2 separate regions of the Mus musculus genome follow, and region 2 is linked to region 1. A link is a loop called in an ENCODE intact Hi-C map of the cell type or tissue named here. Cell type or tissue: heart. All regions are shown on one strand. Each heading gives the region's core, and the rest is flanking DNA. Links, peaks and the distances in the headings are about the cores only.

Region 1 (9,337 bases), core at 756-8,755:
CAGACTGAGTTGGGGAAACTCAGGCAGCTCCGTGGCGGGCAGGCAGGCAGGCAGGCAGACTGGGGAAGGAGTCTTTGGAGCTTGGCAATGCAGGGGCTTATTGCAGGGGCTTCTCCAGACTGACCCTGGCACCAGCTCTGGAGTGGCAGGTGGGAACGCTGACAGGCCTGGCCCCGCCCTCACAGTCCTCCCCGGGCCACGCCCTGCTCCCCCCCACCCAATTCCGGAGCTTTGGGCAGGGATCTCGTGGGTGGCTGTGGAGCCTCACTCGGCCTCCCTGGGCACCTCGGAGGCATCCGCCCGGCAAATGGGACAGGTCCGGTTGGCCTGGGAGAACACCCACACATCAGACCCCATTGCGTGACCTCCCCTCCCCCACCTATCTGACTTGGAGAAAATCTCCACTCCTGCCCCTAGAGACACCCAGGAGCCGGCTCAGGCCACCTTACCTTCAACCACTTGTCAACACACTTGGCATGGAACTCGTGGTTGCAGGGGAGGACTCGGAGCAGTTGCCGCACCTCGAAGTCACTGAAGCAGACCACACACCTGAGGAGGGGCACAGTGTCAGCACAGTGACAGCTGAGGCAGCGGAGGGCCCTCCCTGGGCTTCCAGGGTGACACTCACAGAGTCTGCTCAGACTGATGGCTGTCAGGGTTAAAGCGATACGACGGCAGTTGTTCGATGTCTGCTTTGGTGAGGCCCCGGGGCTTGGCGTCTCCCAGCCGCTCAGCCAGGTTCAGGAGAGCCTACAACCAGGCAAGGGAGGTCAGCAGCGCCTGAGGTTATAGGTTTACCACCTCACCCCTTCCTGGCCCAGCCCAGCCCGGGCTCCACAGACCTCATAGTTCTCCATCTCTACGTCATCCACGTCCAGGTCCAAGCTGATGGTGGGGCCCACGGTGGTCGGTGACATTGGCAGCATTGAACTAGACAGGGAGGGAGGCCCAGAATGCAGGTCAGTGGAGGCAGAACAAAGTGACCCTCACTCCTCCATGTACACAGTTCATACTCAGGATCTGGGGCTACCAGAACTGTGGAGGCCCCCAGAGAACAAGGCCTAATGGCACTAGGGCAGTTATGCTGGCACTTACAGGAAGTAGGGTAGGAAGCTTGGGTAGTAAGATGGTGGCGGCGGCGGTGGGGGTGGTGGCAGCGGCTGTTGCAGGCGGTATCTCTGTGTGCTCAGTCTTCGTGGCATCATGTGGGAATATGGCTGCACACAGGGAACCAAGCGCAGGTCAACTGGCAGGCCCACCTGCCCACTGCCCAAGCTTGGCTTCAGATAGGGACGGCCACTCACCACACCAAAGGACAGCTCCTGGTGCAGTGGATCATGGGGTAGGTAGTGAAGGGGCACTGAGGGCGACAAGGCTGGGCCAGTGGCAGAGGTGGAGTAAGTGAAGCTACCCAAGGGGTGCTGGTCTCCTCGAAGGTCCATCTCGTTATCCAGCCGCTGCAGGGGCTAAGTGAGGAAAGGCCAGTCAGCCAGCTGGTTATAACAAGCTCAGGTCTTCCTACTCTGCACTCCCCTCCCCCTCCAGTTCCCACACTTACCATACGTGGGTGCTGGGTCTGCAGGGACACAAACTGCCCAAGCGGTGCCATGTGGGTAGGCTGGGGCGGTGGGGCTGGCGGTGGTGGGTGAAGGATGTAGTGGTCACTGGAGATGAGGTGGGGGTAGGTGTGGTAGGGCCCAGGGAGCTGCTGCATGGTGCACGCCTGGATCAGCTGCTGAGAGAGGTAGAGAAGCTGGGCCTATGCTTGCCACGCAGGCCAGGGACCACCTTCCAGCTACAGGTTCCTATGCATGCCTAGCCCTGGGCCTCCAGCAGCTCAGTCCCACCACCACTGCAGCATCTCTGCCACTGCCACTGCCACTGCCACTGCATGCAGCAGGCTCTTTGGTACAGATAGTCCCTCAACTCCAAACTGCCTTGCACCTGGGTGGAAGCCCACAGGCACATGTTGCTCTGGAAGGGGCCAGGGCAGGCGGCCAAGTTAGTATACTGCCCAAGCATCTGGTTCAGTTCCCAAGGGTGCCTGTGACTACATCTGCTGGAATGGACAGTGTGGCTTGTACCTGGGTGGAAGAAGTCATTCACTCACCGGAGGTGGGAGGCAGCAGAGGGGGTAGTGCTGCCCACTGAACATCACGGAGCATGCTGGGAGCTGCTGGGCACTGCAGCCAGGGATGTGTTGGCTTGTAGGCAAAGGGAAGCCTTGGGTTGTCACTGTGGTGACCGTGTAGGACAGAGGGACAGGTCCCTGGTGCACCTGTGGAGAGAGCAGCAGAGAACTGGAGGGAGGAAACCTGGGGAAGACCCTTCCCCTTTCTGGAACCCAATTTCTCCATCCACATCATGGGATAACATATGCTAAGTATGGCAAAACACTCATTTCTGCTGCCTCTACTCCTTAGACTAGTTTGGTAGAAATAAGTTGGGGGGCAGGGGGTGAGGTAGTTGTACTTACTTGTTCGTGGAGATCAACCATGAACGGGCTCTGCTGGGTGGCTGGGTGCAGCATTCGGGGGCTCCTGCCGGCAGGAGCTGAGGCTCGGTGCTCCTCTACAGAGAGGTTTGATGGTCTGGGCAGCAGCTGCTGGGAGGGTAAGCGCTCATCCTGGGCAGGTGGGCTGACCAGGGGCCCCTCGTGGCCAAGGCTGTACCACACAGAGGAGCCCCAACAGGATAGAGGGGCACCACTCATTTATAATTCATGGAGAGAAGCCAGGGTAATGACCCACACTAGGAAGCCAAGTAGCTCAGGGCCCTGGGGCCCACCCCTCTGCCCTTGAACCCAAGCCAAGCTGGCTGCCCTTGAATTAAGAGATAGAGACTTCTTCCTACCTTCCCCAGAGCTGGCCTGGACTGCTGCTAAGCCTTGTAGAGACTCGCCAGTGACCCACAGGGGCAGAAGGTGGCCACTTAGTCACTGCCAAAGTCCATGGTCTCATCAGGAGGGCAGGGAGGTGGAGGGGCTGTGCCGGGGCTCACAACCCTAGGAGGTAATTAGAGAAAGATGTGGGGGAATAGAAAAAGACAGTTGCTTGTATAATTAGTACCTGGGAAACCAACAAAACCTGGACAGGTCCTCTGAAGCCAGGGGTCCAACACTGACAAGCTAGTCTTAGTTTCCTATTCTGTGAAATGGGGTCAAATCTCCTTAGAATATGAAAAATTCAGAGGCCAGACCAGTATGCTTCAGGGCCAGCTGGCCTGAGGAGGCTCAGGCTGGAGTAAGCTCCTCCTCTGCCTCATGACAAAGGCTAAATCTTGAGCCCCAGGCAGCTGGGACTTTTGGGGAGCTTTAGGCTCCCCTTTCATGTGGCTGGCTGAAGAGGAACTCCAGAGAGACCTGGGACTCAACTCCCCTCTAGATAAGTGCTAGGTAAGATAGTCTGACCTGCTTCCCAGCCTTGGAACTTGTTCTCTCTCCCGAGCCCTCCCCTCCAGTGCCCACTCGGGTGTGACCCCACAACTAAGGAAAGCTTTTAGCAGGCTTGGGAGAACAGACTCACTGTCCCAGGTTCCACATGTCAAAGCTAGGAAATGGGTGGCTTCAAGCCTGTCTCTACAGCCTGGTGCTCACAGAGGAGGGTATCTCAAGGCTCCACAGAGACTAGGAAGAAGCTTTCAGCTGGCAGCATGCACGGCCTGGTACACACCCATGTCTTGTAACCCCAGAGCAGGTCCAACCTCAGGCTTCTGCAACTAACTCAGTCAGGATGAAGCCTTGGCAAGGAACACGCTGAAACCCATCAGGCCCTGCAACACTGAAGAGTGTATCACACTGGACTAGCCAGCCTTGTGCCACAAGGTGGTCTTTTCACTCTTTCTCAGCCAACAAACCTATGGTCATCTGATGTCCAGTTTCAAATGCTGCCCCCTGCTGACACAGCAAGGGAGGGCAGTTCCAGTTAAGCACCTCAGCTGGTCCTGCAAAGGTCAGAACCATTTCCTCTACCCAGGACTCGCCAAGTTTGGGCCCCAATTCTCCAAGTCTGCAGGGAAGAATGCTTCCTCCACATTCCCCAACAGTGCCTGGCCTCAGCCACAGACCTGGGGTATACCAGCTGGATTCACTGCTGTTACTGACCGGCTCAGGCACTCAGCAGGAGTGGGATTCAACTGAAGAAGCCTCAATGACAGGGTGTTGTCAGAGTAAACAATGGGAGGTTATAATCACTCCCCCCAAATCTTAGTCTCTGAAATGAGGCTAAAGCATACAGGAATGGATGGATGGATGGACACACACACACACACACACACAACCCAACTGCATTTGCTCTCCCTCCTCAGTCAGAAAATGGGCCTTCTCTCCAAGATACCCTGACACATAGGCCCCCACTTTTGAGATTCCAGGTCAGGGAAAACTCAAATACCTGAAACAAGATGCCTGGCCTATCCCAACCCAGCAGACAGAAGGACATCTAGTGGGAAGCAATGGAGCCAAAGGTAACAGCATCACCCCCAACTTCTTGCCAGGGTCTTAGGCCCATCACTTCCTCTCCTTGAACTTCAGATTCCTCCTCTGTAAAAATGGGAACCTAAGAACGATCTCTCAGGGACCCATCAAAGGCTACTTTAAAGGGAAGAGAAGAGGCAGCCTTAAGTGAAGGCCAGCTGTGGTGTGAATGGTTGGCCTCCTCCTGCACCCCTACCCTAGGTAGACACAAGTCCCTAAGCGCTAAAGGAGGCACGAGCATGGTGTCCAGCAGTGTACCTGAGGAACAGAAAGGTGGTTCTTTAACTCCTGCCAGAAACTAAAGTGGTAAAGAGGGGACACACCCATTTCAGTTACTGAAACCCCAAGGACTTGTTCTAGACCACGGGGAACACAATTGGTCCTCCTGGCTGGTTCCCTAGACCCAAAGCCCCAGTAGTCTCAATGACAGTGGTCGGAGGGAAAACTACAGAGTACTTCAGGAGCCACGTGTGAGATGTAGTATCTTTATGCGTGAGTAGTGTCCCAGAGACGCAAGAGTGACTGAGCTGGACCAATCAACACACTCAAGGTCAACCAGCACCACTGCTTTCCCACACCTCTCTTCACTGTACTGCTCTCTATCCATAAAGTTTGTGTAAACTCCCCTAAGTCTATCTCTTGTCCCCATGGGTCCACAACCCCGCCAGCCAAGTACAGAGTCCCAAGCACACATTCTAACCCTTGAGTAGAGTCGAATAGGGTCGGTTTGCAGAAAGATTCACTCCCTCTAGCAGACGAGCAGGCTTAGGTGGGAATACAAGTTCCCCTACCCTACATGCTCGCCGTACCTCCCTCTAAGTAGGAGCTTCCCAACTCCCACAAAGGCCGAGGAGGCGATTTAGGGCGGAACCACCACACCTTGGCCAGCTTAGACTCCCTGGGTGACCTTGGTTAAAGAACCCCTTTAGTTTCGGCTAAGCCTTATTAACAATAGAGACTGAAATCTCCCCAGGGCGCCCCTAAAAAAGCCACAGACAAGAAACTAGGTGTTCACATTATGGGGAAGGAAAACAAAGTCCCAGAGGATAAGGCTCCTCCCCAAAGCAGGCCGTGGGGCTCCAGCAGTTTTCCAAAGCTACCCCTCCTTGGGGATGGGACCGAAGCTCGTACACCTGTCTCAGGAGGGGCCTCCGTTGTTCCCCTTACTCCGTAATGCCGCACTCGGAGGAACACTGAGGGGAAAAGGCAGGCAGCACCGCTGGGGCTAGAGCGCTGTGACTTTAAGAGCCGAGGATCCCGGACCATGTGCTCGGCGTGAGACAAAAGCAACAACAAAGGAAGTGGCGGCTGCAGGGGGAGGGGTTGGCTCCTTCCCCTCCACCGCAGCGCTCTGCAAGGCAGAAGAGCGGCCCGGACTAGGTAGCCGCAGGCAGCACCTGGCCCGGGGGCCCCGCCGCCGTCTCCCACCACTCCCTCAGCCCGGGATCGACGCCTACGAGGCCGGCAAACAACGCGTCCCCGAGGGAGCCGTAGTTCCGGGGTGCGGGTCCGAAGTTAAGAGGCCCGGCCCGACTCACCGGCAGCCGTCCGACCACACGCGGGCTCCTTTGTTCGCGATGCGGGGTGCGGACGGTGAAGCGCCCGCTCCTTCGCGAGCCTGCTCTGTCTTCCGCCTCCCCAGCCCGGGCCCGAGAGAAGGGCGGCGCAGGACGCAGCTGTGCTCTCCGGCGGGCTGGCCCTTTAAGAACTGTCCGCGGCGGCCGGATGGAACCAGCCCCACGTTTTGATTCACAACATTCGGATCGGCGGGGGCGCGCAGCGCGGGAGGCGGCTCGCGGGGGCGCGCCAGGACGCGCAAGCAAACAGTAGCGGCAAGAGCGGACACCCGCCCCGCCCCGCAGGCCCCGCCCCGCAGGCCCCGCCCCGCGCCGCGCGTCGGCCAATCGCGTCCTGCGGGCGGCACGTGACTAGCGGGTCGCCATCTTGAAAGGCTGGCTAAAAAAGCCTCTTCGCCCCCACCTCATACTTCAAAGCCCACAAGGCCGAGTCGCAGGTGATGAGCGGTGCGAGCCCAGGTACGGGGACCGTGGCACGCACTAACAGGTCAAGGTTACCTTCTTAGGGCCGCGGCCTCTGTGGGGCACGCAGCCTCTCACGCAGCCGAGGTGAGAGGACCGCTCTTAGCTCGGCAAGCACACTTCCCGGAGATGACGTCACCACAAGCCCGGCAGGCCTGCGATGACCTCATAGCTCACCTCGCCTCTCTACTCGCTCGCTTTCTGTTCCGTTAGACGGCGCCTTTAAACAGCTGGGACAACCCAGGGCTGAAGAGACCAATGACTGAGGAGCCATGCAAATGATTTAACGTCTCCTGGGTAGGGGGATTGGTCTTGCGCGTGCTGACGTCACAGAAACATCTCGGCACCCCGCCCCTAGCGCGGCCCGGGAAAAGGGGTGGAGAGGCTCTAGTTCAGCTGAAGTGGGAAGAGTTGGGATCTCCTGAACCAGGCCCAGGGAGGTTTCTGCAGTTTAGTTCTCTAAGCTTCTCAACGACTGAGAGCCTAGGGATCAGGACAAGCAAGCCACTGTACCGGAAAGAAGAGTCACTCCTCCAGGACCGGCGGATCAATAGTTCGAGAACAGCCTGGTCTACATAGCTACAGAGACCTTGTCTTCAAAATACAAGCAACAAAAATATCACACACCCAGATAGTAACACAGCTGAGGCGAGAGAGGGGGCAGACGTCGGTGTCCCCTTAGGATGCCCCCCCCCCCCCCGGCCAGGCAAACATACAAAGTGGGGTATGGTGTGTCTGCATCGATTATATAAGCAGAACATCACCATTACCTAAAGCACTCATGTCTACTAGGCCGGTCTGTAGTAACTGGACTACTACAGAGTCCACCAACCCAGAACAGGATGTCAGTAGAAAATGGCAACATTTGTTAAACCTCTGTGGCTACAGATGGGTGACACTCTGTACTTTGTGGATGCATCCCATAATCCCAAATATTTAAAAAACAAACCAATTTACTAACAAGGTGTAACAATATTATCAATTTCAACTGAATATTGTATCAGCATACAGTGGGAAGTGATTTGGGAAAAGACACAGGAATTCTCATTAGGGTGCACCTGTTCAGGAGGGCAGATTTGTTTTTTGAGACAGGGTTTCTCTGTATAGCCCTGGCTGGCCTCAGAAATCCACCTGCCTCTGCCTCCCAAGTGCTGGGATTATGCCACCACTGCCCAGCAAGGAGGGCAGATTTTTAAATTTTTCTTTGTATTACTATTGTTTTTGTGTGCTTATAAACATAATCTCCTCTATCTCAGGCAGCCTCAACTCTTGATCCTCTTCCCAAGTGCTGAGATTACAGGCATTATACCACCACTCCTAGTTTAAATTTTTTTAATTTGGTAACTGTGTATTTGCTTTTAAAAATTCTAGACAGAGGGCTGGAGAGATGGCTCAGCGATTAAGAGCACTAGTTACTATTCCAGAGAACCAGGGTTCATTTCCCAGCACCCACAGGGCAGTTTACAACTGTCTGTAGCTCCAAGGAATCTGACACCCTCACACAGACATACATGCAGGCAAAACACCAATACACATAAAATTCTATTCAAAAAAATTCTAGCCGGGCGTGGTGGTGCACACCCTTAATCCCAGTACTTCGGAGGCAGAGGCAGATGGATTTCTGAGGCCAGCCTGGTCTACAAATTGAGTTCCAGGACAGCCAGGGCTATACACAGAAACCCTGTCTCAAAAAACAAACAAACAAAAAATTCTAGACAAAACTGGGTGTAGTGGCCGATGCCTTTAATCCCAGAAACTGGGAAAGGCAGGTGGCCTCTGAGTTAGAGGCCACCCTGATCTACAGACTGGACAGCTAGGGCTACACAGGAATCTTGTCTCAAAATACAAATTCTAGACAGTACAACCCACTGAATAAAATTGCCAAAACCTATAAAACAATATATCTTAGGCTTATTTTTAAAGGACTTTATCATTTTATGTATATGTATGAGGGTGTGTCTGCCTATATGTTTGTACAACTCACAGGCAATGCTTGTAAGGGCCAGAATATATCATTGGACCCCTGAGAACTAGAGTTAAAGACAGCTTAAATCAACTGATATAGATGCTTGGAATCGAACCCTGGTCCTCTGGAAAAGCAGCAAGTGCTCTTAACTGCTGAACTACCTCTCCAGTCCTTTAAGCCCAATTTTATGACATAAAAACTTTTCTCTTACAATGAAAATCTCTTCTCATGGAAAGTAGCCAATGGAAGAATCTAGAAGAAAACTGGGAGGGGGGGGTCCACCCTTTGGCTCAGAACACCCTTTAGCCAACTAACTGCACTGATGATACGCAGCCAACATGCTGAAGGCAAGGTGGTACAGGGGCAATGTGCGGAGATCTCTGAGCAACAGGACATCAAGGTAATGACGTAGTGGCACAGGCGATACTTGGGATGGCACTCTATTTCCCACGAATGCGCATGAACTTGGACACGCACAATGATGTTCTTTGTTGGCCCCTTATCAATTCTCCCGTTCCCTTCAACCTCATGTCCACCAATTACAAGCACCTAGAAATCCTGCCCATGTTCAAAGACACTTAAATCTGCCTGCCTGCTGCTGCTTCAGGAGGAGCCTGCAGGGGCTCCTCACTGCCACCAAGTGTGCACTGGCCCTGAGGTGCCTCTAATATGCTCACCCTGCCAATCTTCTGGGCTCACCTCTTCTAAGCCCTTCCTGCACCATGTTGGTATTCCTTCTGCCAGCTGAGCCTGGCCCCTTCTGTTGGAAGAGCCTTTCCTGGTCTACAGATCAGTTCCTCCTTCCTTCATCGTTCCACTCCCACCTCCCCTTTTACAAGGGCTGATAGGACCCAGACCTTC
Region 2 (9,337 bases), core at 527-8,526, 65 kb before region 1:
ATGTAAAAATTTAGCTGCTGTTTCTTCAAAAAATTAAAAATAGAATCACCAGATGACCCAGCAACTTGAATCCCCGGGTCTATCTACACAAGAATCAAAACAGCTATTCAAAACAAAGTTTCTATACAAATATTCACAGCAGGGTTGTTAAATGACAGTCATCGACAGTAAGCAAGGCATGGTGGGACACACCTGCAAGGCCAGCTCTTGGAGCTCGGAGGCAGCAGGATCAGGAGCTTGGAGATAGGTTGGTTTATAATAGCAAAGACCCTGTCTCAGAAAAGAAAAAACAAACAAACAAAACACAACACGACAAAATAATCTAAATATGAAAAATTCAAATGTCCATTAGCCGATTAACGAGTGAAAACTGCGGTCACTCAAGAAAGTACAGCATGATTCAGTCATAAAAAGTATGACATACGCTTCAACATAATTGAGCTTTGAGAGCATTACTGCAAGTGAAAGAAGCTAGCCACAAAGGCAGGGTGTTACATGATCCCACTTACAGCAGACATCTAGAATAATGAACGCATAGGACACAGTGTAAGTTCATGTCTCCTAGTGGTTAAGGAGGTGAATAACTTGCGGATAGATGGTTTATAGCCAGGATGACTAGACAGTAGATGCTCTAACTTGGTTGGTGTCAAACAACACCATGTAACAAACACCATGGCCAAACGAAGCTTAGAGGAGGAAAGGGTGCTGGTGGCCAGCCCAGTATCCAGGTAGACTGAGGTAGGCAGCCATGAGTGGCTTTAGTGGTGATCAGAGCCAGAACTGTTTTGCCTTTGGCAATTCTGATTTTAACTCCTTGCCTTTCTGTAGACAAAAGCTGCTGGCTTCTGGTAATTTGATTCCCACTGATGGCAGCAGGGAATTTAAGAAAAAGGCTTAGTTTCTCTCTGGTTCTAGGGCCCCTTACTGGCCAGGTGAGAGACTTGTAGTTAACTCTTCAGGAGCCAGAGAGAAAAGAAAAAAAAAAAAAAAAAAGGCAAGAATTCAAGAACACACACAGACACACAGAGATACACACACTTTGGCCAGGCTTGACCTCCTATTTCAACAATTCCTCAAGTGTTCATGCATGCATACACACACACACACACACACACACACACACACACACACACCTATACAGGTATGTATGTATGTACGTACATGTAGACAAACAGACATATGCATATATATCTTTGATGGATGGAGCAGAGCACCCAAAGCAAAAGCCACACTTTATTTCTTCTCTCAGCCTTTTTATTCCTTCTTAGACAAAGCTTCTTTATAAAATTACCTCACAGGTAAAATGTTACACTAAAGGGGAGTCACAGAAGGATGTCAATAGGAAGTTCAAAGCAGTGTCTCATTCTATAAGCTCATTTTAAGTTCAAAGCAACAGTTTCACCTGGCCTTGCTTTATCACAGTGCACACCTGTGGCTTCATCCTTGGACCTGACCTAGAAAGAACATTTTCCTTGATGACAAATTGGTTTCCAAGACTGCTTTCTTACCCTAGTACAACTAGCTTGTGACATGTGAAGGTGTATAGAGCTCTGTTTGTAGCTTTATTCTGCAATAAAGAGAGTATTTGTATCAATTTAAGAGTTCTATAAAAATCATTATCAGAAATTGTGAAATCGCTGGGCAGTGGTGGTGCATGTCTTTAATCCCAGCACTTGTGAGTCAGAGGCAGGTGGATTTCTGAGTTTGATGCCAGCTTGGTCTACAGAGTGAGTTCCAGGACAGCCAGGGCTACACAGAGAAACCCTGTCTTGAAAAACAAAAACAAAACCAAAAAAAAAAAATTGTGAAATCATCAATTTGTCTATACAGCATAATTACATGAGCTTGCATCTTCTTGTAGGTCTGCAGAAAATTTACCCAATAGGGTGGTCAGGTGCCTAGGAATCACTAGGTTATGCAACAGTTACAGAAATGGCAGCAAGAAGCAAGAAGGGTGAAGTCTCTGGTGCCCTTGCATCTCAGAGCTCACCCACCACAGCCTTGTAAAATGGTGGGCCATCTCCAGAAAACTCACTTGCTTGCCTTAGATTTTTCTAGATGGCTTCTGTCAAAAAGATTCCCTTCAGCTCATAGGTTATGATCCATGATTAAGGGAAGTTGGGGCAAGAACTCAGAGGGATCTTGAAGGATGAACACTGCTTGCTGATTGGTTTTCTTATACAGCTTGGGAACAACCACAGTGTGCTGGGCACTCTTTCATCCATTACCTACCAAGACAGTTTTCCCCGGACACACCCACAGGCCAGTCTGACCTGGGCAATCCTTCAGTTGAAATTCCCTTTTTAAAGTGACTCTGGGCTGTATCAAATTGACAATGGAAGCTAAATAAGACAGTAGAGGTGATTGGGTATCCATCTGGTAAACTTGGAGTTTGCACAGTATAAAATGGGCAAAATGGCCTGGAACTTGAGGCTTTCGTGGTCTCTTTCTCCTTGGTCTCCTTCATGCACATGAAACTGCCTGGGGCTATGACAGAACAGTAGGTACCATAAAGGACTCAGAAAGGTTGGGTATTATTCTTACAGGCCAAACCTAGAGAATGACTGTAGATCAGAGAGATCTAAATAAGGCAGTCCCACCATCCCACGACACTGGGTTCAACATCACTCTTTTGATATAAATGACTGTTATAAGTGATGGAGTCTTTATCTTTTCAATAGACCTTTCTAGGGCTGGAGAGATGGCTCAGCGGTTAAGAACACTGACTGCTCTTCCAGAGGCCCTGAGTTCAATTCCCAGCAACCACATGGTGGCTTACAACCATCTGTAATGGGATCTGACACCCTCTTCTGGTGTGTCTGAAGATAGCTACATGTACTCATCATATATATAAAATACATAAAATCTTTTTTTTAAAAAATAGACCTTCCTGGTGTATTTTTAATGTATTTCTTTCTTTCTTTCTTTCTTTCTTTCTTCTTCTTCTTCTTCTTCTTCTTCTTCTTCTTCTTCCTTCTTCTTCTTCTTCTCCTCCTCCTCCTCCTCCTTCTTCTTCTCCTCCTCCTCCTCCTCTCTTCCTCCTCCTCCTCCTCCTCCTCCTCCTCCTCTTCCTCCTTCTCCTTCTTCTCCCTATGAGACAGGTTCCTTTGTTTAGCCCTGGCTGTCCTGGAACTCACTGCATAGCCCAGGCTGGCCTCAAACTCAGCGATTCACCTGCCTCTGCCTCCTGAGTGCTCAGAGTTAAAGTTTGTACCCCCCACCTCCAGGCATTTTTTTATCTTTTAATAGATTTATTCTTTTTTATTTTTTAGATACATGAGTATTTGCCTGTGAGTATGTCTGTGCACCGCATGTGTGTCTGGGGGGCCTCAGCGGCCAGACGTGGTGTCGGATCCCCTGAAGGTGGAACTCCAGATGATTGTGATCCACCATGCAGGTGCCAGGAATGAAATCCAGGTCCCCTGCAAGAGCAATGAGTCCTTTAAATCACAGAGTCATTTAGTGTTTGCGTAGCTCCTGGATCCTAGAACCAATTTGCATTCATTACTAACTGTCCCCAGTTGTCCTCAGAGCTCCTCTAAACTCACCCCTGGCTATCCTGGAACTCACTCTGTAGACCAGGTTGGCCTCGAACTAAGAAATCTGCCTGCTTCTGCCTCCCAAGTGCTGGGATTAAAGGCGTGTGCCACCACCGCCTGGCAAACTTTTTTATTTTAAGTGCATTGTTGTTTTCCCTGCACCTATGAATGTCTGGAACTGGAGTTTTAGACTTTTTCGAGCTGCCATGTTGGTGCTGGGAACTGAACTTAAGTCCTCTGGAAGAATAGACAATGCTCTTAACTGCTGAGCCATCTCTCCAGTGCTAGAATTTTGTTTTGTTTTTGAGACTGGGTTTCCCCTGTGTAGCCCTGGCTGTTCTGGAACTTGATTTGTAGACCAGGCTGACCTGGAACTCAGGGATCCACCTGCCTCTACCAACTGAGTACTGGGATTAAAGGTATGTGCTGCCATGCCCTGCTATATACAGACTTTTTTTTTTTTTTTTGTCCACTCATCTACTGGTAGACACTTAGGCTGAGTCTATGATTTATTGTGCATATCAGTAAGTATGTGAATTACAGGTATGTCTATAGTAAACTGACTTTGACTCTTGGAAGTGTGCACCAGAACTGGTGTAGCTGGGTTGTATAACAGTTCTAACTAATTGTGAGGGGAGTCTTTATTCTGATTTCTGTAATGGATGAACTAATAATTTAGTTTCCCATCAGCAGAACATCACTTCTCCCTAGTATGGCTGCTATTAAAAAATTGCTCGTGTGGCTCACGTTTTTATTGGACAATATTAGGCTAAGAAGGGCCTAAAGGTTAGGAATAAAATGCACTCGGGGTGTGTGTGTGTGTGTGTGTGTGTGTGTGTGTTGTTCCTTTGATTGTTGTCGTTTTGACACACGGTCTCATTATGTAGTGCAGGTTGCTCTTGAGTTCAAGATCTTCAAGTCTTGGCCACCGCAGTGTGCCCAGGAAAAGGCAAAGGAGGAATGGGCAGGCTTTAAGTCAATCGCGTTCAACCAAAAGTAACAGAGTCTAGGTGGCTTGCTCCAGGATACCCTTCGTATGCAAGGAATCATACACACTTAAAGTCAAGTTTCCTTGACTCAGACCAACTATCTTATCTTTGGTCTGTCAAAGGGATGAAGGGCGAGTGGCCTGGGCATGAGGTTGGACGAGGTACAGAGCTGAGTGTCTGGGAAGCACCATTAACCTGGTTACAGACACTCCTAGCAAGAGACAACAAAGCCTCACCACTGTTTCCCCTAATAAGGCAGACCAACTTTATGAAAGGATTAAGTATCAAACTGGCGCTATTTCGTGAAAGCAATCGTTTCCTGAGAAATCTTCAAGAATATCGTAGATAATTTAAAAAAACGGTTAAGGAGCAGCCAAATTGCGGGACTCTCTCGAGCTCCTGGAGGTACACTGACCCTCTGGGGTCTGTCATCTTTTCATCAATTTTAGATCTTTGGGAGATAGATCGGCAGGGTCCTGAATTGTTCGGCCTAGACACGCGAACGTCGCCCTCTGGTGGCGAGATTCGGAAGGGGGCGGGGAGGGTGCCCGCGAGTTAGCGCGCGCAGACGCAGTTGAGTCCCGGCGGCGGTTCAGGCCGGAAGTGGTTACACCTGAGATCACTTCCGGCGGGTGACGGTGCGGACGGGTCAGGAGCGTAGAGGCGGCGGCAAAATGGCGGCGCCTGAGGAGCAGGATCTAACTCAGGAGCAGACCGAGAAGCTGCTGCAGTTTCAGGTAGCAGCGAGTTCTCGGTGCAGCCCAGGCCGCCGCGGGATGGGGAGTGGGACCCTAGAGGAGCGCAAAACCATCCTCAGGTTGGGGTTGGGACCAGTTTCAAACCCGCAGGCGGCCCCCTCCCCCCCAGACGCCAACTGCCCGGATTTCCCCGGCGCCCAACCTCTGTGGGTCCTCAGCCTTCCAGCCACCTCTGCTAGCCGGGCTCGACCACAGTGGGTCAGCTGCCTTGATTTCCCGTAGCGTCGCTGGTCTGCAATCCTTGCCGGCCTGATTAACCCGCCAGACCCTCTCCGCCCATCGATTGGTGGGGATGTGCTAGAGATAACTCAGATCCCCAATCGCAGAGTTGGCATCAGCTTGCAGGGCTGGACCGCAGACCACCACCATCCCATGTTATTCACCGACGCTTGCTGGGGGTCTCTCGGTGGTCCCTAGGGCTCGTGTTGGGTGGTTGTAGTGGGGAAAAGAAGCGCCCACACACAGACCTGGCACCTGCCCTAGAAATGTGGGAGGACGCCTCTGGAGGAAACAATGTAACATGAAGTATCATCGAAGGCCTCTGACTGGATTTGTTGCCCTTCGGCTTGCTCCTGAACGGCTGACTCTGCTTGAGGAGGGTGGCAACCTGCAGGACCCGCCCCATTAAGTGGATGTTTCTGGTTTTGTTTTGTTTTGTTTTAAAAAAAAAAAGGCTCTAAGCACTTTAATCAGGTGGAGGGTCTGGTGGGAGGATGCCACCCGGGTGGTGGTAACCATGGCATTAGCCGTATCCTTAGTTCTTACATATAACTTCAAAATGTCTATTCCCTTGCGGATGTTTTAGGAGGTAAACTGAGTTTATGGGTGTTACACGGTATTTAGAAGACTTTGGGGCCGGGCAGTGGTGGCGCACGCCTTTAATCCCAGTACTCGGGAGGCAGAGGCAGGGGGATTTCTGAGTTCGAGGCCAGCCTGGTCTACAGAGTGAGTTCCAGGACAGCCAGGGCTACACAGAGAAACCCTGTCTCGAAAAAACAAAAAACAAAAAAAAAAAAAACAAAAAAAAAAAAAGAAGAAGAAGACAACTTTGTAAACTGTAAAATGTGCCTAAACAGTTGTTACTATTAATAATCATTTTCCAGATAAATTGAAGTCAATAGAACTCATTTTCTAATAGGAAATGTGCTAAATATTGATTTTTTTTAGCACTTTTTATGCTAAGCCTTAATGCCAGACACCGCCCACTAAATATTTGTGATGTCGTGAGAACTTGACTAAAGCATGTTAGCTTTTTGAATGCACAGCCCTAAAGGGTCCATACTGTAACAGGCCCTGTCTTACAGATGGCTATGAATTGTAAGAAGTAGCATCAGTGGGTGTGGCCTGAGACTATAATCTCAGTTTTGCTGAGTTTGAGGCCAGCCTTTTCCAAACAAAAAGGGAACGGCTTACTTAGGTTACTCAGCTATTAAATTGGTGGTGTCCATTTAAAGCATGGCCTTCCCAGGGCCTTCCCTGGGCTTCTAGTGCCTCTGCTGTACCGTCTTAAGAGTCGGGTGTTACCGCTGAGATGTTTGTGTGTGTGCGCATGCATGTTTAATCGATGTGGTGGATGTGTCTGAGTGGTAAATTGCTCATGTAGGCTTAGCATAGAGAAATTGATGACACCAGATTAGCATTAAAGAATGAATAAACAGACAGCTTTCACTGCTTTGTAGAGCGTTTCTTTCAGGGTTTTATTGGGCAGACTATACTTTGTAGCTCTTAGTGTTAAGCCACCTGTGAAATGAGGGTAAACTGTGATACACTTAGAAGTTTGTGAGTGCAACTATATGGGAGTTTAAAGTGCCTAAGGATCTCCTTGTTTTCCATGGACATCAGAAGAAGAGTGGCTAGCATGGTCAGTCACACTGAGGTCAGATTAGTTAGCTTAGTGTCAAGTTTTACCAAGTTGACTATATTGAAAAAATGCATTTTGTGTTTTTATGTTCTGTAAACAAGCCTGGGGTCAACATCTCAGACTCTGTTAGACAATGTTTGACATGTACAAATGTCAAGCATTATAACCTTAAACTTCTTTAGGAGACTATAGTTAACTTCCATTCTTTATACTGAAGAAAACAGATATGAGAGGTCAGATAATTCACACAAATAGTGCCGTACATATATTTACAAGTCCACATTTGTAAGCATCTTGTTCGTATCCTAATGTTGAAGCCAGGGTATGTAACATGAATAATGAGAGTGCCAGGAAGCTCTTTGGGGGGTCTGTGTGTGTGTGTGTCCATTTGTCCGTCCATCTAACCATCCATCTTTGTCTTTGCTATTGGAGTTTAGGGAAGGGACAACTTGTTGATGTTGAAGGAGGGAAGAAAGGTAGCTTAGTTTGTTACCTCTCTGCCTTAAGTACAATGTTAGATCATTTATGACCAGTATGCATAACCCACACACTTTACAAAGTACAAATGGTGCTATGTCTGCTGTGGTATCTGGTGAGGAAACAGATTCCTTGATTTATTTGCTAAGGATACTGAAGCTATTAGTGGAATTCTAGTGGGTCTAGCTCTGGCCTGAAAGGCTGAGTGAGCTCTTAGCACAATGCCTTGCAACTTTGAAGGAGGAATAGGATTTCAGCAGATGGTGGGCAGGAGAGTATTGAAAGCTGAGAAAATGAGTTGCTCACATATGGTGATGGGAAAGAGTGTGGCTGTGGCTGTCGTAATAAATAGAGACTTGGGAGTGAGAAAGTAAACGAGTCAGATTCCAGAGACCTGTCAATACTGTGCTGGCTTGTATAGGCACAGACAGGAGAGGTTTAACACAGGAGTAACAACACCAGGTTTGGGGTTTGCTACTCTTGCAATATGGGGTATGTGCTTAGACTCTCTGTGGGTATCAGAATAAGGTGGCCCAGTTAGTCCTCAGTGTGTGTCCACATTTTATGTATCACAGTTGAGCTAGGTGTGGTTGCTCACACCAGTGCCAGCACTTTAGAGGTTTAATTCAGAGGATTTCTGTAGGTTCAAAGACAGTCTGGGCTATATAGTGAGTTTCAGGTTACCCTACAGGATGAGACTCTGTCTGAATAAGCCTAAATGAATCTGTTAGTAAAAGTAAAGCATTTCAGGAAGTCTGAGATTTGTTTCTTTATGTGACATATTTTGGGTTAGAATTCTCTAAGGCATACTAATCGTGTTTCTCAGTCCATTTGATGTTTCCAAGCTCCTTTTGTGTGTATGTGTAACTCATGGCTCTGGCTTGCTTTGGAACCAGATGAGTAGAATAATGTAGACATTATGTTTTGAGCTATTTCTACTGGAAAACAATAGGTGTATAGATTTAAAGAAGAGCTGATGTAAGTATGTGGAAAGTTACTTTTATTGGAATCAGTGTCCCTGAATTTCCAAATATGTGTAGATTTCTCCCATGCTTTGGTTCACTGCCTCTGGGCTGGTGGTTTACCACCATGGCAGGAATGGCATGGTCAGAGAGAAAGGAGCAGATGTCCTATGTTCCATAGGAGGAAATGACCTCTTTCTGCTTGCACAGAAATAAGACATTTACCCCTTTCTTTGTTTAGTTAAAAATGTATTGTATTTACTTAAATTGTGAGGGTCTGGGGCACACATGGCATGACACATACATCACATTCAAATAAACTTGTGAGATGAGGCCTGATCCTTCTGAGCAGTGAACTTGGGTCATCAGGCTCCTCGGGAAGCGCCTTCATCCGCTGAGCCATCTTGTCATTCCTGTTAGTTCATGAGACAGAATTTCGCTGGGTAGCCCATGTGGGCCAGGCTCACCTCAGCTAGCACTGTGGGATAGAGATGACGGGTGTGTACCGCCTACTCGGGGGAAAAAAAATGTGGCAAGTAGAGCATGACTCGCATTCTCTTTATTTAAGGTAAAGCCTGGACCCTGAGCTGTAGAAGCAAATTTATGTCATTTTGGGGACTAGGGTTATGAGTACCTGATAATTCTCATTTGTCCGTTTAAAAATATCACAGTGGTCGGGTAATGATAGCACACACCTTTAATCCCAGCACTCGGGAGGCAGAGGCAGGTGGATTTCTGAATTCGAGACCAG

Evidence for each region. Hi-C counts contacts between places; a loop is a spot of excess contacts. Peaks named below come from ENCODE experiments on the same cell type or tissue, not always from the same donor. Only the 100,000 strongest peaks of a DNase experiment are listed, where the experiment ranks them.
Region 2: it touches region 1 in a loop (4-fold over the local background); 11 of 42 quality-filtered maps call a loop at or near these places.

The regions. Positions count from the first base shown.
Region 1 is chr13:54,681,485-54,690,821 of GRCm38, forward strand. It overlaps Rnf44 (ring finger protein 44), which reads right to left and starts at 6,324. Exons shown (of 11, transcript NM_001146026.1): 1 at 6,010-6,324; 2 at 2,854-3,004; 3 at 2,477-2,591; 4 at 2,111-2,278; 5 at 1,559-1,735; 6 at 1,305-1,466; 7 at 1,096-1,217; 8 at 843-930; 9 at 629-750; 10 at 450-549; 11 at 1-327. The coding sequence starts at 2,960. The coding sequence ends at 265. In heart, for the core only: a CTCF peak has its summit at 3,892 (motif pointing left); DNase peaks (open chromatin) are centred at 5,237, 5,757, 6,307, 6,697 and 2 weaker places; H3K4me3 peaks cover 4,031 bases; H3K27ac peaks cover 3,212 bases.
Region 2 is chr13:54,616,639-54,625,975 of GRCm38, forward strand. It overlaps Faf2 (Fas associated factor family member 2), which reads left to right and starts at 5,146. Exons shown (of 11, transcript NM_178397.3): 1 at 5,146-5,265. The coding sequence starts at 5,203. In heart, for the core only: CTCF peaks have their summits at 561 and 5,044 (motif pointing left); a DNase peak (open chromatin) is centred at 5,123; H3K4me3 peaks cover 2,361 bases; H3K27ac peaks cover 1,746 bases.